Regions from separate parts of the Homo sapiens genome. Here region 2 is linked to region 1. The links are chromatin loops, found by intact Hi-C in ENCODE. Cell type or tissue: uterus. All regions are shown on one strand.

Region 1 (2,500 bases):
CCACCACCTCAGGGCTTAGCGGCAGTCAAGGTAACCTCAGGTCCTCAGGCTACCTTTGCAAATAGGTCCTTGCAAAGACCCTAATTCACATTCACAGATACTGGGAGTTAGGACTTCAACATCTTTTAGGCGGGCCATGATTCAACCCATGCATCTGGGCCTAGGAAGTGGAACTGCCCCAGTGAGCGATGCCCTGGGCACTGTGCAGTTCTGGGGGACACAGCCCTGACAGCCGGAGGGGGGCTTTCTGGGCACAGAGCTGTCTGGGATCCGCCAAGGCAACACAGGAAGGAGTCCAGAGCTCACCTGGGTGAGACCCGAGAGCTGTCAGTGACAGCAGAATCCAGAGGGAGCCCACATCTCCAAGCCAGGTCCAGAGCTCTTCCAACAGGATAGCAGTCTTGTCAGGCACTCTGGGAGGCCAAAGTGGGAGGATCACTTTGGGGCCAGGAGTTCGAGCAACCTGGGCAACATAGCAAGATCCCTATCTCTACAAACAAACCAAAAACCTCAGTAGCATCTTTGTTGTTTTTTCTCTTCTGTCAGGTATTTTGGTAGTAGTGATCTTCTGATTTTACATTCCCTTTTTTTTTTTTTCCATGTAGAAATCTCTATGGCCATTTCCTCTTGTGAATTAATTGAGTTTCTAAAGTGAACTAGCTGCATGTTAGAACCAGGACTTTTTTGAGCCCTTTAGAGCATGCTGGCAGGCGTCATCCCCAAGCCCCAGGGTGGGTCATATTTCTGGATGATGGAGGCAGGGGGTGCAGGGGTCCCCTATCTGCACATTGTTCTGAGTCTGATGTGATTCCTCAACTCCTCCATGAAACAGGGGCCATGCTTGTCCTCGTCTGGGGCAAACTGCAGTTGGAGAGGCTGGCCTCCTGTGGCTGCATATCCAGAGCTGGGCTTAACTGGCCAGGAGGAGAGAAGAATCCTCTCTCTTAATAAAAAGTCCCCAGGGGCTGGGCACAGTGGCTCACACCTGTAATCCCAGCACATTGGGAGGCTGAGGCAGGTGGATCACCTGAAGTCAGGAGTTCGAGACCAGGTTGGCCAACATGGTGAAACCCCATCTCTACTAAAAATACAAAAATTAGCTGGGCATGGTGGTGCATACCTGTAATTCCAGCTACTTGGGAGGCTGAGGCACAAGAATCGCTTGAACCCAGGAGGCGGAGGTTGCAGTGAGCTGAGATCGCTCCATTGCACTCCAACCTGGGTGACAAGAGCGAAACTCCCTCTCAAAAAAAAACAAAAAAAAAAGTCCCCAGGGCCCATGTCCACCCAGCCGTCTCTCTCCCTCCCGGCCAATGTTATTCTTTCCTCATAAGCCCTTCCAGAGCACAAACACACAAGCACGTATGTTTGTCTTCTTTTCTCATAAATGGTAACAAGCTCTGCTTGCTGTTGTGCAGCTTCTCTTTTCACATAAAAATACACCTTGAAGATTATTTCTTATGAGTACGTAAGATGGGCACCTGAGTAGTTTGCTGTTACAGACCACGTAGGCAATGGCCACCTGCACAGATTATTTGCACAGGTGGGAGTATCATTAGATGTTTCTGGAAGTGGGATGGCTGGGTCAAGGTGAATGTGTGTTTGGAATTTTGAAAGATAAAGTCATAAAGATAAGTAAAAACACCTGGCATCTTGGCTCACGGCTGTAGTCCCAACACATTGGGAGGTCAAGGTGGGAGGACTGCTTGAAGCTAGGAGCTTGAGACTGGCCTGGGCAAAATAGTGAGGCCCTGTTTCTACAAAAAAAAAAAAAATTAACTGGGTGTGGTGGTGTGTGCCCATAGTCTCAGCTACTCAGGAGACTGAGGTGGGAGGATCACTTGAGCACCGGAGGTCAAGGCTTCAGTGAGTCATGATCACACACTGCAGCCTGGGTGACAGAGTGAGAGCCTGTCTCAAAAAATAAATAAATAAAAAATAGATAGATAGATTGATTGATTGATATAGAGAGGATAAGTAAAAACAAAAACATGTATGTACTATAAAACCTGGGATGGGCTGGGCGTGGTGGCTTATGCCTATACTCCTAACACTTTGAGAGGCCAAGGCAGGCGAATCACTTGAGGTCAGGAGTTTGAGACCAACCTGGCCAACATAGTGTGAAACCCTGTCTCTACTAAAAATACATAAATAAATAAATAAATAAATAGCCAGGTGTGGTGGTGCATGCCTATAATCCTAGCTACTCAGGAGGCTGAGTTGGGAGGATTGCTTGAACCCAGGAGGTGGAGGTTGCAGTGAGCCGAGATCACACCACTGCACACTCCTCATAAGTGCCTGGAAGGGCAACACAGTGAGACTCCATCTCAAAAAAAAAAAAAAAAAAAAAAAAACAACCCTGGGATAGAGGCAGAGAAGAAAGGAAGTGGTGGGCAGTGTGGGTGGTCTGTCTTACCTTTCATAATGGAGAGCTGGTGCCTACTGTTTAGAATTCACAAACACAGAGTTCAAAGTGGTTGCCACTGTGGCTAGGGTAGGA
Region 2 (2,500 bases), 270 kb before region 1:
TCCTGATCTTTCAGGTCTCAACTTACAGGTCACTTTCCCTGGGAACCTCCTCAGACCCAGTGAGGCCAGATTAGGGGCCTCCTCAGAGCCCTCATGGCCCCAAGTGTTTACCACTTCGCTTTTTCATACTATCCAAAGTGCACAGAATCGTACACTTTTCTGATGCCTTGTTCCAGCTGAGTGCCCTGAGGGCAGGGATGGGGTCCGTGTCCTCCGGTGTGCTCAGCCAGCACCTGGCCAGGCACTCTCAGTGTTGTTGAATGAATGAGCGAGTGAGTGACCCGCAGGGGAAGCTGCTGTGTCTGACACGGTAACGTGCAGGTTGCACTGGGGGGGCCTGGTTGAGATCATGACTGGAGTCCCTGGCCCCCAGAGTGGGAGTCATCAGTGGGGCTCGCTACCTCTGCACAATTTTTTTTTTTCTTTGAGACGGAGTCTTGCTCTGTCGCCAGGTGGTACAGTGGTACGATCTTGGCTCACTGCAACCTCCGCCTCCTGGGTTCAAGCAATTCTCCTGCCTCAGCCTCTCGAGTAGCTGGGACTACAGGTGTGCACCACCGTGTCCAGCTAATTTTTGTATTTGTAGTAGAGACGGGGTTTCACCATGTTGGCCAGGATGGTCTCGATCCCTTGATCTTGTGATCCGCCCGCCTTGGCCTCCCAAAGTGCTGGGATTACAGGCGTGAGCCACCACACCCGGCCCCTCTGCCCACTTTCTTCCCCTTCCTCCTCTCCCGTCTCCACCAAGGCTGTCTCTGGAGTGGCTGTGGATCTGACAGAATGCATGTCCGCTCTGCCATCACTATTCACGCACAGCGCCTGTTGGGGACTCTCCTGTAACCCAAGGGGGTAGCGGAAGGATGGAGCTTCAGGCCTTGAGGGCCAGGAAATGAATGTGGAAGACTGAATCCTCAGGGGACCCCAACTCTGGGCCGGGTCTGGGGCTCTGTTTTGAGGACGGGGAGTGGGAGGAGGTGGCAGCAGGAGCCGGCGTCTGAGGCATCTCCTCACACTCTTCCAAGGTCAGAGACGAGGTCTCAGATACGCTTGCTAATGCACGATTTATTTCTTTTTCAATTTCCTTTGGAACCTGTGCTGTGCAGATGTTCACATGATGTGGTGGGGAAGTGAGTTTTATAAAACTCTTGGCAGAGTACCATTCGGCATCCCTGTGGTTCTAGAGATTTCTGGGGCCTCGGGGCTGTAGCACCAGCTGCAGACAGCTGCCTGCCTTCTTACAGTGCTCAGCTTTTGGGTCCAGCAGCTTTCTCAGTCCCAAACACATGTGACCTCACGATTCTGGCCCTTCCATGATCCGCAACAAACTGTTCTGGTGTGTAGGTGGAATTCCTATTTTTAATAGCCAAGTTGTTGAGAAATTGTAGGGCTTCTACTTCCTTTTGAACGGAAGGGCTCCGGAGATATTTATATCTTTGCTTCTATAGAATCTAGGAGGTTGTCTTTACCCAGGGAGGGTCAGCATGTGGAGAGGGTCACCTGGGAGAGGCCCCGGTGTCAGCCTGCACTTGCCGTCAGTAAATGGTACGACATTGAGCACCAAGGAGCTCAGCCAGCCCCTCGAGGGAAGTCCTAGCTGCCCACTGGGGGAAGGGCGGGGAGGCATGAAAACAATGACCCCACTGGCTGGTGGGGGTGACCGTGTTATGCAAAGTGTACACCATGTAGCATGAGCACCGGGCCGGGAGCCCCCAAGGCTGCTGGGGAATCAGGGAGACACCAAAGAGGAGGTGGCCTTTCCCTTGAAGGGTAAGGGATCTGTAGGAGTCTGTGGGAGAGTGGAAGCTGCGGGAGGGAAAGGAGGGAGGGAAGGAGGCCTGGAGAGAGGAGGGAGGCTCTTGCATTCCAGGCAGGTATGGGAGCTCCTGGCAGAGTTTGCAGTACCCAGTGGCTCAGTGTGGTTGGAGTTGGCTGTGGGCCAGGTGGGTGGGTAGACAGGGGCCAGGTCTGGAGGGGTTTTTAGTGCTGTGCTGAGGGGTCTGAAGTCCATCCCGAAAGTTGTAACTGGGGAGTGGCACGGTGGTGAGTTAGAGCCACGTCATTCAAACTTTCTCAAATTCCCATACATAGAGACCTAGTGTGCACACTCGCAGCCCAGGCTTGTGAGCTGCAGTCGCCCTTGCCATGTGCAGCTCGTTCTGGCGTGTTCTGTTCTGCTTCTATTCTGGCTCATTTGTTCTATGAACAATGCTGTTTGCAATCCTCTACATTGGCTTCCTCTCTCCCTGAATATTTTTGATCTGCAGTTAGAACAACACTGGATTGGCAAGAGGGAGACTGAGGCGGGAACCCAGGCAGAGGCTGCTGTGAGTCCAGCTAGGATGAGACGTGGGTGCCAGACAGTGGGCCTGGGGCAGACCCCAGGGACTCCGCAGTGAAGACCCCACCTCAGTGGTCCTGGGCCCCAGGCCTCAAGAGACTTGGGGCAGCTCCCTAAGCAGCAAGAGGGGTCCTGTCATCGTGAGGCGTGTTGAGGATCCAG

The links. A loop is a pair of places that touch in the nucleus more often than their neighbours do. Peaks named below come from ENCODE experiments on the same cell type or tissue, not always from the same donor. Only the 100,000 strongest peaks of a DNase experiment are listed, where the experiment ranks them.
Region 2: it touches region 1 in a loop (4-fold over the local background); 56 of 110 quality-filtered maps call a loop at or near these places.

The regions. Positions count from the first base shown.
Region 1 is chr2:10,416,118-10,418,617 of GRCh38, forward strand. All of the region lies in intron 2 of HPCAL1 (hippocalcin like 1), which reads left to right. LOC124905972 (a long non-coding RNA gene) reads right to left here and starts at 2,348. Exons shown (of 3, transcript XR_007086211.1): 1 at 1-2,348. In uterus, no CTCF peak of the experiment used is centred here; no DNase peak of the experiment used is centred here.
Region 2 is chr2:10,143,264-10,145,763 of GRCh38, forward strand. It overlaps a transcript of RRM2 not described here. Among named protein-coding and RNA genes, the nearest start is that of RRM2, 22 kb to the left of the region's middle. RefSeq lists an enhancer at 1-67. In uterus, no CTCF peak of the experiment used is centred here; a DNase peak (open chromatin) is centred at 1,248; H3K27ac peaks cover 1,153 bases.